Linked DNA regions of Homo sapiens: region 2 is linked to region 1. Evidence: chromatin loops called from intact Hi-C (ENCODE). Cell type or tissue: PC-9. All regions are shown on one strand. Links, peaks and the distances in the headings refer to the core of each region. The heading gives the core; the rest is flanking DNA. Region 1 overlaps FMNL2 (formin like 2). Region 2 overlaps LOC105373689 (a long non-coding RNA gene).

What was found. Hi-C counts contacts between places; a loop is a spot of excess contacts. Peaks named below come from ENCODE experiments on the same cell type or tissue, not always from the same donor. Only the 100,000 strongest peaks of a DNase experiment are listed, where the experiment ranks them.
Region 2: a loop joins it to region 1, with 5 times the contacts of the local background. A loop is called at or near these places in 13 of 110 quality-filtered maps.

The regions. Positions count from the first base shown.
Region 1 is chr2:152,401,748-152,410,089 of GRCh38, reverse strand. The region is part of intron 1 of FMNL2 (formin like 2); the gene reads right to left. Among named protein-coding and RNA genes, the nearest start is that of FMNL2, 71 kb to the right of the region's middle. RefSeq lists enhancers at 4,521-4,815, 7,540-8,039, 8,040-8,342. In PC-9, for the core only: no CTCF peak of the experiment used is centred there; a DNase peak (open chromatin) is centred at 4,629; H3K27ac peaks cover 1,819 bases.
Region 2 is chr2:152,186,351-152,194,692 of GRCh38, reverse strand. LOC105373689 (a long non-coding RNA gene) reads right to left here. Exons shown (of 3, transcript XR_923477.3): 3 at 4,006-4,023. Among named protein-coding and RNA genes, the nearest start is that of STAM2, 15 kb to the right of the region's middle. In PC-9, for the core only: a CTCF peak has its summit at 4,618 (motif pointing left); a DNase peak (open chromatin) is centred at 4,582.

The DNA.
Region 1 (8,342 bases), core at 321-8,320:
AAGAGTCCATAAACATGACCGAGACAGAACTGTATTGTTCATTCCTGCCACCCCCGTTGCTTCTTTTCCAAAACTGTCACTTAAAAACCATCTTTTTCCTACTCGTTTTGTCTCGAGTTCACACACCTAGACTATTACTAAGCTATTATTGTTTCTGCCTCTAAAATATATCTTTGGGTCAATTTTTCTTTATTTTGATAACCCTGACTACATCCACCAGGTGCAGTATTGCATCATGGTTACAAATCCCAGCTTTGCCCCTAAGCAATATGACCCTGGGAAAATTATCTACTACTCCCAGCTACCATCTGAAAATGGTGACTGTAAGGATTAAATGGGGGAAAAACACATACAAAGTTCTCCATAAAGTATCAATGCCATCATCAGCTTCATCGTTAATCAGGGTCCGATTACTGCATAACTACTACTATGCCATGTCCTCTGTACCCAGAGTCACCATTAGCAGTCATGTTGGTGGCAACTCCATTTGATGTAACTCTCAACTATATCCCATATCAAATGGGAAACTTATCCACAAGACTGTGAAACTTCACCATGCCTTCTCCATGACCTCACTCACACTCCTTTCCTTAACTTCCCCCAGTCAGGGAAACTAACTCTCTGCTCCTGACCTCCTTTTTAAACTTCTGAAAAAAGCAGCAGGGGAGGGGCTCTCAAACTAGTTTTACCCACAGCAGAGACCATGATTTTATTACCTTTCTCCATATCCTCACCAAAAAAAACCATTGCTTATATAAAGAATTAATAAGTGGCGTCTTATCATCTTTATACTGAAGGCATTTTTGCCAGCTGCCATTTTTCTAATCCCTCACAGCAATTGAGAATTTTTTTTAAGCCTTGAATGTGGCAGTCGGATTTGAGCTAATCATTTGGAATTATACTGTCTTTATTTCTTTGGAGCATCTTTGAAGTATCTTGTTATATAAATGAAATATGGGGTGAGGAAGGAAAGGATGCACCTACGAACACTGCTTCGAAGGTTCTTGACTCATAACTTTAAAAGCCTGAGAAGAAATTTATGAAGCCAATTGCAAACCCTTCTTCCCTCTTAACCAGGAAACTTCTAGTTCTTTGTTGTTTTAAAGTATCTGCTAAGGATTGACTTTAGAAATCAATGCACTGCACAGCAAGCATTTCACCCATCCTGACAGAACTACAGATGGTCCCTGACTTACAATTTTCCAATTTTACAATGGTGCAAAAGCGATATATATTCAGTAGAAACCATAATTCCAGTACCCATACGACCATTCTGTTTTTTCAATTTCAGTACAGTATTCAATAAATTACATGAGATATTCAACACTTTATTATAATAGGCTTTGTGTTAGATGGTTTTGCCAACTATAGGCTAATGTCAGTGTTCTCAGCATGTTTAAGGTAGTCTAGGCTAGGATGTTTCATAGGGTAGCTATATTAAATGCATTTTTGACTTACAATATTGTCAATATTTTCAACTTACAATGGGTTTATCAGGGCAAAAAAAAACCCGTAAGTCTAGGAGCATCTGTATTTCAAGGAGAAACAAAATCTCACACACAATTCCTAAATTTCATTTAATCTCTGCTATAGCTTGGGAAAAACAGACAAGAGGGAAGAAAATGCTAAGCCAGCAGTTTGCCAGCAAATATGAAGCCCCAGATACTGTAATTTCAATTCTCACTCCCTGGAAGCTTTAAATGCATAAATGTTTTATAAACCAATTGACAAAGCTTACTCACTTGTCCTAAGAAACATAATACGACAAAGACACAGAAGAGAACATTAGGGCTACGATAAAGATACAAGGTAGAATTCATTGTGTTTAAAAGTGTTTTTTTTAAAAAAGTTCTTTGAAGATAAAAAGACCTAAGTGCTACATATGATTACTTATCACAACTACTCAATATCTATTATCCTACAGGCAGAATCCAAGGCTCTGTGTTAAGTAACTTTCAAATATGTACCTTATTCTGAGCTGGGAACAACACTAATCCACCTACCAGAGAAACTCTCCAACCCTGTTCTCTGCCACCTTCCAGCCCCCATATGTCACTCAGAAGGCAGAGTGACTTTTCCAACCCAAGTTACTTAAGCTAATTCTCGTCTTTCACAAACAGATCCTTCAGCAGCCCCCAGCCTACCTGCACAAAATGCTGGATACCTTGGAAGAGCTACAGGAACTGTTTCTTTCAGCTACTGAGTACCTACTGTGTGCCAGGTACTGCAGTGGTGATTGTTTTTTATTAGACACCACTATGATTAATTTGCTCAGCCTAGAAAATCCATTTCTCCCTGGAAGATGAAGAAAAGGGAAGACAAAGAGGTTTGCTTCTAATTAAGACGAAACCAACAAACAAGCCTGACCCAGGCCATGAAATTGTACTCTCATTGGTTTATGAACACCAGAAAGAGGGCTTGGTACAGCAGCAGCCAGAGCCAACAGACTCAATGGGGCAGATAAAAATTCAAAATTCAGCCAAAATGCTGAAAAGAGAAGAAACATAGGTTCCTCTTCGTTTAATGCACGAGCCACTCTGGCTACTAGGCCACAACTGAGCAGACAAAAAGATTTGGGGACTTTTCCAGTGAACCGAGAAATGTGAGCAGGAGGGGCAGGCATGAAGAGCTCCACCCACACCCCTGAAGGGAGGCGCTGTCAGGAGTCGGCAGAAAGGCAGACACTGACACACCGCATCGCCCAGGGCTGGAAGGGTTTCTCCCAAACGACTGTAAAAAAAGAAATGAAAAGGGAAACAAATAGCATCTGCTAATAGTAACTCCTCATATTCCATTGATGTTATGTTCACCCTATTACTAGAACTCCCTGAGGGTGGCAGGCATTTAGAGGAAATGACATTCTGAAGCTTCAGGGGGAAAGAAAAAAAAAACAAAAACAGAAAGTGAAAAATATTTTAGAGTTCTTTAAGATGTTAATTTAACATCAACATAAGTATAATGACAAACACTCATTAATTACCTTAAGCACTGTGCAAAGAGTTTTCAGATGCTCGGTTTCTAATCGTCCCAGCAACCCAGTATGGAAAATAATATTTTCCTGACTTTTTCAGGTGGGAAAACTGATGCTTAGAGAAGTTAATCTTTCCTCTCAAGATTACAAAGTGACAGAGCCAGGATGAAGTCTGGGTGACTCAGGAAGCTTTTTTCTTCTTTTCCAGTTCATCACATTCAATACCTTTAAATCATTTATAAAAATGTTTCAGTTATAGTCCTATGCCAGGCACCAGGAAGTAATGTGAGAAAATGAAAACAATAAACTTTTCTAAATCAGTAAGAACAAAATGTAAATGAAACGTCTTAGACTTAAAGTGGAACAGTACGTGGTGCCTGGAAGGTCATATGGTTAAATTCTAAATTTAACCATTCTCTCAGACTAAATTTGCTCATCTGTAAAATGGAGGTGATAATATCAAAAGCAATGACTCAACTCAGATAAAAGGTACACTTCCACACAAACATCATTTGTCAAAAATTATGCTACCATCATAACAATTCAAATCTAGGAGGAGAAAGTGTGGGCTGTAGAAGGAATTGAGACTACCATCTTGATGGAGCTATCAAATATCTTCAATCACATCATTTAAGTCACTCAAAAGGGGAAGAAGCCCATAACAAAATAATGGGCCTTAGCTCCCACACACCAGTCTCTTTCCTCCTCTTCCTCTGATTCTTTTCTCTACTGTTAACACCAATTGTAACCTAACAGAGTGCTAATGTCTGCTCAAGTTCAAGCTTACACTATAGCTCTCTCTCCCCACTCAAAATGCTACTGAACACAGTAGATAACTATCTCAGTTCCCTCTTTGACAAGAAAAACAACATGAATGTAAATTACATGGAACCCATATTCTATAATACTGGAATTAAAGAATAAGGATTTAACCACATTGCAGACATTCTCTACTACTGAAGGAAAAAAATGTGCAGCATACACTTATAGACATAGGGAATCATAACATTTCAGAGCCTGAAACAACAAATGAAACTAATCTAATCCAGCCTCCTTTTGTAGTCACAAGAGATATATATACCTTGCCCAAAATCTGTCTTAAGGCTAAATTATGACAGAATGTCCTGAAAATCAGAAGAATTCTTACTCTTCTACATCCCCCTAGCTTCTGAATAACAACTCAATGTATATCATGTATTCTTAAAGACTTTACTATGTTATAATATATGTAGTTTTAAATATCCACCCATATCAATATCATTCTGCATAGATAGAACTTCCAATAAGGCAGCCAAGTGAACTGTTCAAAAACCTACTGCAAACCATAAAAATCAAAGACCCAGAACCAGGAATCAGGAGACCCAGGTACTAATTAGTCCTGATTATCACTGACCAGTTTCTAGATCTCAAGTCACTTTACTTCAACTTGGCCTTTGTTTCTAAAACCATAAAGAGGAGTTGGACCAGTTGGTCTCTAGGGTCCTTTCCAACACCTAAAGCTCCCTAATTCTCAACCACCTGGCACGCAAGGTAGACACAGGAAAACCAACACTTTCATTACAAAAAGTCACAAGGAAAAAAAATCACAAGACATCACAAGAGCTTTAAGGAAAACTGTGTTGAAGCTATGCTTGCTTTGGGGTTTTTCCAGAGGTAAGCACTGTGTTTTCCAAAGGCAAACAGTTCCCTTTCTCCAGAACAAGGACAGGATGTTGGGGACATGAGTCATTCTGTTGACATTCTAGGTACTGGTCAGTTGGAGGACAGGAACCACATCAGCTTCCTAGAGAGCACAGAAGAAAAATCTGCTCCAAAAAAGACCAGAAAGGAAGATGCGTTGAATGTCAGAAGGACCTTTGCTTCCCAAACCTTTCCAATCCAGCCTTCTAGTTAATGATAATGCCCAGCTCATTATAGCCAAAGGAGTAAAAACTTATTTCTAGAACCCCAGCGTCCATACAAGCAGCTAGATGCCAGGGATAAAACAGCCTCCCAATACTAGTAAGACCACCAACAATTTACAGCCTCAACTTCTGTTCCCAAGCATGTATCCTTTCTTTCTCAACATGTCAGAATACGGATGTGCCTTTACCAACCATTCTTTCCGGAGACAGGAATTAACAAAGACTGGTAAGAACCCCCGTCAGTTTTTCAAACTGGAGGAAGGTGATGCAGTACTCAGGGCCTGTTGTAGGGAGGCTCTGCTTATCTTAAGACAAAAATCAACTTGTAGATAGACATCAACACACAATGTTCTCCATCTCATGTTATTTCAACATGGGAGAAAATGCCACATGTGACCAGCTCATCCTCCTCTTCTCAAAAAAATTTTATACATATAATTTATTCCACACCCACTCTAGGATGGTAGCTAACGGCACCCACTGGACTGAATGATGCAAATAAGGATCCGTTCTGCCTTTGTTGTGTTTAATGCTGCTGCCACTGCCACCGCCACCACCACCAATTTTTGATTAGGACTCTGCTGGAGAACTCTGCAGAAAAATTAATCTAAACATAATCCTTCTGAATCCCTTACCTACATCAGAATTCCAGGTCACTCCAAATATGCATTCACTCACTCAGCCATCATTGGCAATCAGATGACACAAACACCCCATTACGAGTAATTCTGAGGGCTCAAGTTGTAGGAAGAAACAGAAAATGACATTATCCCCAAAGATGATATATATTTCATTATTTTTTCTATTTAAATTCAGCTTGGTGTCCCCTTTCTCTGTTAAGTGCCTGTGAACCACTGCAATGCTATGGGATGTGAGGAGATACAAGATAACCAAAAAACAAAATGTTTATGTAGGAAAGGAAAAGCTTGTCCATTGATACGTATTTAACTGAACAAACCGATGATACACAGTAGTAACAGTTACATTCATTGAAGATGCATTAATTCATTCAATAAACATGTTCTGGGGCTGCAGAAAGACCCAGAGATGGAAGTCTGAAGATGTGCTTCAATGTCCAAAAAAAAGGCGGGGGGTATGGATTGATAACCAATGTGTGAAGTCCTTTTACATTTATTTATTTATTTATTGAGACGGAGTCTCGCTCTGTCACCAGGCTGCAGTGCAGTGGCGTGATCTCGGCTCACTGCAACCTCTGCCTCCTGGGTTCAAGCAATTCTCCTGCCTCAGCCTCCCAAGAAGCTGGGACTACAGGGGCTCACCACCATGTCCAACTAATTTTTGCATTTTTAGTAGAGAGGGGGTTTCACCATGTTGGCCAGGTTGGTCTCAATCTCTTGGCCTCATGATCTACCCACCTTGGCATCCCAAAGTGCTGGGATTACAGGCGTGAGCCACTGTGCCCGGCCCTACATTTATTTCTTATAATTCTGTTAGCTAAAGATCATTTTAGAGACAACAGGGTCACAAAGGTGACGTGAATTGGGCAGCAGAGCTGAGACCAAAACCTTAGCTTTCAGGCCACCAAGTATGTGATCTGTCACTACTCCTACACCAGGCAGAAAGCATTACAAAGGCACACAAAAAGTCAAAGAGGAATTCTGTAGTGCCAGAAAGGAAGTACTTAAAAAAAAAAAATGAGTGTATGCCAAGAAAGGGACACAGAAGCCAAGTAAGGAGCTCCCAATGGTCAAAGCTGAAACGATTCAAACAAAATAAAGCAGTATTAGATTCTAACCCAAAGGATAAAAACATCCATGAGTCCACACTGATACAAATGACTGAATACATAAATGGGGAAGAAGAGACAAATCTCCCAGGCAGAAGAATTCCAAATAAGTTAGATAGATCCTCCTCTCTCAACATCCCACTCCTCAAGTGTACGCTGTACACAGTGACGTCCTTCTGAAGATGACAGAGCTGTTTGGGTTTTTGCTTGTTGTTTTTACAGTTTTGTGGGTTTTTTTTTTTTTTCAGTTTACAGTACAGAAACTTGGCAAACGCTACCTCCGCCAAGTGATAAGGATCAGCATGTGATAAGTCACACTGATATGTGATGAAAATGGCACTTTACCTCTGTCATCCTCCCCCTCAAAATCCACAACCCCAGTTGAATCGCCACAGAAAAACAACAGACAAATCTCAATTGAGGGGTATTCTACAAAACACCTGACCAGTACTCCTCGAAACTGTCAAGATCATCAAAAACAAGGAAAGTCTGGGACACTGTCACAACCAAAAATAGCCTGGGGCTCCACGACAACTAAATGTGACACCGCATCCTGGATGGGATCCCCGGACCGAAAAAGAACATTAAGTATCAACTGAGGAAAGGTGAATAAAGCACAGACTTTAGCTAATTATAAGGTAACTGTATTGGCTCATTAAGTGTGATAAACATACCATTCTAACTTAAGATAATAATGGGGGAAACTAGATACAGGATATGTGGGAATTCTCTGTATTATAGCCTCATTTTTCCCATACATCTGAAACTATACTACAACAAAAAGTTTATTTTTTAAAAAGTCAAAGAGGAAGGAATGAGAGAGCTGTGTGCAAGGGAGAGCAGATGAATGAACCTGGCCAAATTCATTTTGGCAGCAACTATCTGTCCTTGCACCTTCCTACCCTCACTCTCCTGTCTTCGTGGACCAGTAAACATCACAAAAGATCTTCAAGGCAGAATTCAGTTGAGGTCTCAATTTGCTCCTGTTAAGAGCTGGGCCACACTCAGAGGGTAGATCAGTTTTATTCAGTGACCAGAGATCCAATTGGCACTTTCTGCTCTTTTCCAAGAGGGAAAGGATCCTGGAGCCCGCTCCCCAAAAACAGCAGGGAATGTGCCTGGCCTGCTAAGGAAAGATACTTCATGCAGGTTCCCCTCCACTCCGCCCTCTGACTTAGAGCACACCTGTTCATACCTTCATGTTTCACCACTATTTACAGATGAGAACAACGCTTAGCATTTATGGGCTTTTAAAAGATCAAACACGGCCGGGCGTAGTGGCTCACGCCTGTAATCTCAGCACTTTGGGAGGCCAAGGCGGGCGGATCATGAGGTCAGGAGATCGAGACCATCCTGGCTAACATGGTGAAACCCTGTCTCTACTAAAAATACAAAAAATTAGCTGGGTGGCATGTGCCTGTAGTCCCAGCTACTCAGGAGGCTGAGGCAGGAGAATGGCATGTGAGCCCGGGAGGCGGAGGTTGCAGTGAGCTGAGATCGCGCCACTGCATTCCAGCCTGGGTGACAGAAAGAGACTCCGTCTCAAAAAAAAAAAAAAAAAAAAAAAAAGATTAAACACAACATCTGAAACTACCTAAAAATAGTTCAGTTTTTTTCTCTGCCTCTCTCTTTTTGGTCAATTTTCAAGTTTTATGAATAGCGTATTAGGCCAAACTGATTATAATAACCACTTCATCAAGCACCTGTCAGAAATGAACTT
Region 2 (8,342 bases), core at 53-8,052, 220 kb after region 1:
TTATGTAATGCCCTTCTTTGTCTTTTTTGATCTTTGTTGGTTTAAGGTCTGTTTTATCAGAGACTAGGATTGCAACCTCTGCTTTTTTTAACTTTCCATTTGCTTGGTAAATATTCCTCCATCCTTTATTTTGAGCCTATGTGTGTCTTTGCACATGAGATGGGTCTCCTGAATACAGCATACCAGTTGGTCTTGACTCTATCTAGTTTGCCAGTCCATGTCTTTTAATTGGGGCATTAAGCCCATTTACATTTAAGGTTAATATTGTTATGTGTGAATTTGATCCTGTCATTATAATGCTAGCTGGTTATTTTGCCCATTAGTTGATGCAGTTTCTTCATAGTGTCGATGGTCTTTACAATTTGGTATGTTTTTGTAGTGGCTGGTACCAGTTTTTCCTTTCCATATTTAGTGCTTCCTTCAGAGCTCTTGTAAGGCTGGCCTGGTGGTGACAAAATATCTCAGCATTTGCTTGTCTGTAAATGATTTTATTTCTCCTTCGCTTATGAAGCTTAGTCTGGCTGGATATGAAATTCTGGGTTGAAAATTCTTTTCTTTAAGAATGTTGAGGCTGAGCGTGGTGGCTCACACCTGTAATCCCAGTACTTTGGGAGGCTGAGGCAGGTGGATCACGAAGTCAGGAGCTCGAGACCAGTCTGGCCAATATGGTGAAACCCCGTCTCTACTAAAAATAGAAAAATTAGCCAGGCAGGGTGTTGCGTGCCTGTAGTCCCAGCTACTCGGGAGGCTGAGGCAGAAGAATCGCTTGAACCCAGGAGGTGGAGGTTCAGTGAGCTGAGATCACGCCACTGTACTACAGCCTGGGTGACAGGGTGAGCCTCCGCCTCAAAAAAAAAAAAGAAGGTTGAATATTGGCCCCCACTATCTTCTGGCTTGCAGGGTTTCTGCTAAGAGATCCACTGTTAGTTTGACAGGCTTCCCTTTGTGGGTAACCTGACCTTTCTCTCTGGCTGCCCTTAACATTTTTTCCTCCATTTCAACCTTGGTGAATCTGACGATTGTGTGTCTTGGGGTTGCTCTTCTCGAGGAGTATCTTTGTGGTGTTCTCTGTATTTCCTGAATTTGAATGTTGGTCTGTCTTGCTAAGTTGGGGAAGTTCTCCTGGATAATATCCTGAAGAGTGTTTTCCAACTTGGTTCCATTCTCCCCATCACTGAGGTTAGGTCTTTTCACATAGTCCCATATTTCTTGGAGGCTTTGTTCATTCCTTTTCATTCTTTTTTTTCTAATCTTGTCTTCATGCTTTATTTCATTTAGTTGATCTTATACCAGATATATTTCGAACCCCTTCCTTTTATTAACTCTGTTAATCCCCGTATTTGTTTTACCTCTTTGAACTCTTCTCATTCATCAAAGACTGAACTCAAAGCTCCTCTCTACTTTGAAGCCTTCCCTGACTAATAATTTGGTATTTAACTAATCATACAAGGTTTTGCAACACCACTTGAATTATTGTTCGGTGTTATTTCTCTTTCCATTGGTGTAAACCCTGTCTCTCCAACTATAGTGTCCATTTCTTAAGATCAGCAACCTCATTTTATACTGTTTGATGCTATTCTTATCTTCCAGAGTGTCTGTCTTTACTCTCTGCAGGTGTATAAACCTGCAGCATCCCTCCGGAAAAAGCCTCTAGTTTCTTGCCCTGTCTTGTCTCATACTAGTTTGCCAGCCTGCTCTTTGTCTCCTTGCTCTTGACTTGTTGACCAGTCTTCTTTCTGTAGTCTTTCCCTCTGGACTAGACAGATGCCTACTTTTGCTTCTTTGGTGCTGCCCTTGCCTCTACTTCTCAGCAAGAGTCTGCACTTGTTCCTCAGATCACATTTCTACTGGCTCCTGCACATCTCCTGAGATCTTTCCTCAACTTTCCTTTGAGTTGTGGGAAGGGTAAAACAGACACAAGGCTCTGATTATTGTAGACCTTGTATACATGTCTGTAAAATTATAGCTTCAAAGTCCTTTGAGTCATATTGTTTCCAGTGATTCGAAATCATTTATACTTGATTGTGTTGCTTAAAAAATCAGGCCGGGCACACACCTGTAATCCCAGGACTTTGGGAGGCCAAGGCAGGAGGATCACTTGAGCCTAGGAGTTCCAAAACCAGCCTGAGCAACACAGTGAGAACGTATCTCCACACACACACAAAAAAAAGTTTAAAATTAATTGACCAGCCATGGTGGCACATGCCAGTAGTCCCAGACACACAGGAAGCTGAGGTGGGAGGACTGCTTGAGCCCAGGAGGTTGAGGCTGCAGTGACCCATGATCGCGTCACTGCGCTCCAGTCCTGGTGACAGAGCAAGAGCCTGTCTCAAAAAAAAAAAAAAAGTTAAATGCTCTGAAGAGCCTCTTCTGTGTTCCACTCTCTTTGCATGTCTTAAGAACATTAAGATAATTTGTGAAAAATATCTAAACACTTTGTTTTCATTGTCTTGCATGTCATGCAAATCTTTGCATAAAAAAACCTGAAAAGCCATCTCAATGTTGTTTGATTTGGCTAAATGAGTGGTACTGGACAGATTATTATGAAACAGATATTAACACCTCATGTCGTCATAACTAAAAAGTGTCAACTACAGATTATGGTGGAGTACTTTAAAACTATCCTTTTCTTAGCTCTGGCCCAATATCACAGCCTGATTTGTATTATAGTTAGATTAGATGTAGTCAAAAGGCTTTTGAAAAAAGGTATTTGGGAACTAGCTAAAGCAGAGATATATTTTTCATTTGTCTTGTTTGTTTGTTTTGTTCCGTTTTGTTTTCAAGACACAGTCTTGCTCTGACATCGTTGCTTGAGTGCAGTGGCATGATCTTGGCTCACTACAACCTCCTGGGTTCAAGTGATTCTTATGCTTCAGCCACCCCAGTAGCTGGGACTACAGGCACATACCATCCCACCTGGCTAATTTTTATATTTTTAGTAGAGACGGGTTTTCACCATGTTGGCTAGGCTGGTCTCGAACTCCTGGCCTCAAATGATCCTCCCATCTTGGCTTCCCAAAGTGCTGGGATTACAGGCATTAGCCATTGTGCAGGGCCCATTTTTCTTTTTTTTTAAGCCTCCAGATCCCTTTATGAACACAAAAATCACAAACATTTTATTTTCTAACTGAAGCCAGAACAGGGAATACATGTGTTGAGTATTTGTGTGGTAAAGTCATTCATTTGTTACACTTAGGGTTTCATTTTGCCATTTCTCTAACCAGGGATGGGCCTGGATTCTACTAAGGTGCTAATGAATTTACAAAGCAATGGTTGTTCTCATTTTGAGTAAGTGGAATAAGGAAGATGGAATATGGAATCTTATGACTGAAGGTTAGTCCTAATGGAGTAATTTTGTTGTGTATTAAGATTCGCAAACAGGATATTTAGGTGAATACAGCAATGTACTTAATTCCATGTGACATCTGCTTTCAGCATCTCAGGTTTGGCTCTACCACAGACCATGGAGATGCTTTGTTGAAAAACACTGTCCTCTATTTTTTCCTAGCAACTCATTACGTATATATCATCTATACATTGATCTTAATATTCTTTGAAATTAGCTGGATGCAGTGGCTCACACCTGTAATCCCAACACTTTGGGAGGTCAAGACAGGAGGATTGCTGGAGCCCAGGAGTTTCAGACCAGCCTGGACAACATAGTGAGATGTTGTCTCTACCAAAAAATTAAAAAATTGTCTATTTAGTATATATTTAGTATATAAGCCATTTTAAAAGAAGCTTTAGGCCGGGCACGGTGGCTCGCGCCTGTAATCCCAGCACTTTGGGAGGCTGACGTGGGCAGATCATGAGGTCAGGAGTTCGAGACCAGACTGGCTGATATGGTGAAACCCTGTCTCTACTAAAAATACAAAAATTAGCCAGACGTGATGACATGTGCCTGTAATTCCAGCTACTCCAAAGGCTGAGGCAGGAGAATCGCTTGAACTTGGGAGGTGGAGGTTGCAGTGAGCTGAGATAGCGCCACTGCACTCCAGCCTGGGTGACAGAGCAAGACTCCATCTCAAAAAAAAAAAAAAGAGGTAAATGTTAGGATAACTAAAATTTACTACTCTATAGCATATATTGCCTTAAAGTGATGTTTTAAATGTCAACTTATGTTGTGCAATTTGGATTATATCTGTCTTTAGTGCACCACCCAGATAACTGCTTTTCTCTGCACATGTGCAGAAATGAAGTTCTTGTCATAGTAGACATAATAAACATTTGCTGAATGACCAGCACGCGTGAAATTAAGTAGAAATAAATACCTACCTTTACATTAAACTATAAAGGAGATAATTTATTATATTATGATAAGAAAGATTAAGTGAATATTAATTTTTAAGATAGCACATCCTGGTTTATTGACATTCACTGGCAAAATGAATTATTCAACATATGAATTTTTACTAAACACTGAATGTAGAATATATAACAATTTGGCACATAATTGGCATATTATAATGGCATATTACTGACATGACCTTATAAGGCAATGCTTTTATTTTTGGCCAAATTAGGATCCTGAAATTTGTTTCAATGTTTGCCTCTGTTTTGTACTTCTAGGCCGTTCAGTCGATTCTGGGAGTGAAGCACTGTTGCCACCTACTGTGAAGAGTGCGGTAATGATGATGACAAAGGAAAATGAACAGAGAGTAATAATAGAGTTTTAAATAAATTATGAAGTAAAAATTAAGCGGATCCATCCATACAAGTTACAGTACTCTTGAACTGAATTGCCAGTAAAAATAGTTACTGAATAGAATGAACCAGGTCTGCTAGGAGTCCTGTGAAGCCAGGCCTTTGGAGCTGTGGGAATTTTTTTTTTTTAATAGATGGGGTCTTACTATGTAGCCCAGGCTAGGCTCAAACTCTTGGGCTCAGTGATCCTCCCCTGTAGCTGAGACTACAAGAATGCACCACCATGCCTGGCTAAGGATCTATGGGCTTTTAAGATAGCCTTCCTTGAAGTTTTTGGTTTAGGGATTTTTTTATTTTTATTTTTTTTTGAGACAGGGTCTCGCTGTATGGCCCATGCTGGAGTGCAGCTGCGTGATCACAGTTCACTGCAGACTTGACCTCCTGCAGGTGATCTTCCCACCTCAGCCTCCAGAATAGCTAGGACCACAGGTATAGGTCACCATGCCTAGCTGAAGGTTTTTGGGTTTTTTTAAATACACACGTGTACACACAATTTCCTGAATTTGTACATTTTTTTCCCTTCAACTCTTTTCACCTAACCAATCAATTTTATTATCATTTCTGCTTATGTTTTACTTTCCCATATTACCTTTTTCATAAGCTGATTTCCAAAATGACTTTTTTCTAGATGGTCTATACATAGCTTCTCTCTCTCTTTTTTTCTTTCTAAAGATTCAAACTCCAATTTGTAACAATTTAGTTTGAGATAATAGTTCTCAATTACAATCAGAAGTATTCCCAACATCAAATTTGTTGGACTAACTACCTCAACTGGGCACTAAAATATAATTTCCAGTGGGTACAAAGCAAAATACCATTACTCTACACTTGGCCTCCACATGGAATTCCCCTTATTCCTATGTATTCTCTTCCATTAACTACTTTTATAAATCATTTTCTCCTTGCCTGAATATGAGTCACTGAGGGCAGTGATTACGTTATTTTCATGCCTCCCCTCTAATCAACCCTTGCCCCTACTGCTAGTATTTTGGACATGGTAGGTGCCCAATATTTACTAAATAAAGTGTGAAAAGCGTAATGCCTCTGAAAAAAATGATTTTATTCATCATGCAGGAGTGAGAGAGATAAAGTAACACAATGTAGGAAATAAAAAAGTAATAAATGTTATTAGATAACTGATCAGGTGCTCTTTGTTCCTTTCAGCCAACTTCTAGACAATGGTAGCAGGAATTGGAAGGCAAGAGGAATGGATAAGAGAAGTAAAGGACAGGTAATCACTCAAACATTGGGTTATTCAGTGTGTTTTAGTCATGTTAGGCTGCTATAACAAAGTACCACAGACTGGGTGTCTTATAAATAACAGCAATTTATTTCTCACAGTTCTGGAGGCTGGAAGTTGTAGATTGCTGTGTCAGCCTGGTCAGATTCTAGAGAGGACACTCTTTTGGTTGCAAACTGCTGACTTCTCATTGTGTCCTAACATGAAGTAAAGAGAGCAAGAGAGGTTTCTGGCCTCTTCTTATAAGGGCACTAATTCTATTCATGAGGATTCCACTCTCATGACCTAATTACCTCCCCCAAATCCCACTTTCAAATACTATCTTACTGGGAATTGGATTTCAACATGTGAGTGTTGGGGAGACACAAATCAGTGTTTAAGTATTCTAAGTAATGGGCTAATTGGTCTTGAAAGGGAGGACACAGAATTAAAAGCCACAGAGATCCTGATACTGTGCTCTTGGGAAGTTCCAACAATCACACAAGATAGGTTAGAAGAATATTAAGTGCTAACCAGTGCAATGTTGACCCATGTTCAATAAAAGTTTCAGAAACGTGAAAAACATGTAGATTGGGATCAACTGAGGAATATTTCTGGAGAAGATGGGCTGTTGAATGGATTCTTAAATTTCCAGATGTGAAAAATGAAAAGAGATAAAAGATGAAGATAGGTGAAAGAAGTAAGCATGCATTTTTGGAAAGTGAAATATCATAAAGCAAATAACAGAGATGGAAGACACTCCTATTTCTCCTTGAACTGATTTTCAAGTATGGTGTAGAGCACTCTATTACACTAGCTACTAGGCAGCCACATGTGGGTATTTGCATTTAAAATGAAATAAAATTAAAAATTAAGTTCCTCAGTTGCAATAGTTACATTTCAAGTGATCAACAGTCACATATGCCTGTTGGTATTTGTATTGAGCAATGCAAATATAAAACATATCCGGCCGGGCACGGTGGCTCATGCCTGTAATCCCAGCACTTTGGGAGGCCAAGGTGGGTGGATCCCAAGGCCAAGAGATCGAGACCATCCTGGCCAACCTGGTGAAAGCCCATCTCTACTAAAAATATAAAAAGTTAGCTGGGCATGGTGGTGCGTGCCTGTAGTGCCAGCTACTCGGGAGGCTGAGGCAGGAGAAGTGCTTGAATCCGGGAGGAAGAGGTTGCAGTGAGCTGAGATCGCACCACTGCCCTTCAGCCTGGCAACAGAGCAAGACTCCTTCTCAAAAAAAAAAAAAAAAAAACAAAAAAAAAACAAAGAACAAAAAACACATCCATCATCGCAAAAAAGTTCTATTGTACTATAGTGAGTGCTATTGAGTATTTACTATACAAAAAGCTCTCATAATCCCATTTAATTTTCACGGCAACCTTATAAAGTATATAGTAGTCAGGTGTGGTGGCTCATGCCTGTAATCCCAGCACTTTGGGAGGTTAAGGCGGGCAGATTGCTTGAGCCCAGGAATGCAAGACCAGCTGGACAACATAGTGAGACCCCATCTCTACAAAAAATACAAAAATTAGCCAGGCATGGTGGCATGTGCCTGTAGTCCCAGCTACTTGGAGGTCTGAGGTGGGGGGATCACTTAAGCCCCGGAGGTCAAAGCTGCAGTGAGCTGAGATCACACCACTGGGTGTGACAGAATGGGTGACAGAATAAGACTGTCTCAAAAGATAAATAAATAAATAAAGTATTTTTAAATTTAATATATTTTATTTATATTAAATGTTTTATATTTTGAGACTCTGTCTCCAAACACAAAATAAATAAATAAATAAATAATAACGTATATAGTTAAAGGGCCAGGCGCGGTGGCTCACGCCTGTAATCCCAGTACTTTAGAAGGCTGAGGCAGGTGGATCACCTGAGGTCAGGAGTTCAAGACCAGCCTGGCCAACATGGTGAAACCCTGTCTCTACTAAAAATACAAAAAGTTAGCTGGGCGTGGTGGCGGGCGCCTGTAATCCCAGCTACTCAGGAGGCTAAGGCAGGAGAATTGCTTGAACCCGGGAGGCAGAGGTTGCAGTGAGCTGAGATCACGCCATTGCACTCCAGCCTAGGTGACAAGAGCGAAACTCTGTCAAAAAAAAAAAAAAAAGAAAGAAAAGAAAGAAAACTGAAGTCCCTAAAACTTAAGTATTTGTTCAAACACAGCTGTGATTTGAAATTTTATGTGACTCCAAAAACGGAAGCTTTAAGCTATAGAAAATAAGCCTGTTAGATAGGGAAAAATGAGTCATTTACCAGAGACAGTGACACCCCAGCTTGACCTTTTTATGGCATGTAAAATCCAGTAGACTCTCAAGGAAGAGAACAAAATTACAAAAGTGGTATTTCAGGATATTAAGTAGACTGTTGTGTGCAGGGGTAGGCTAGCCCACATGATTTCTTTCGA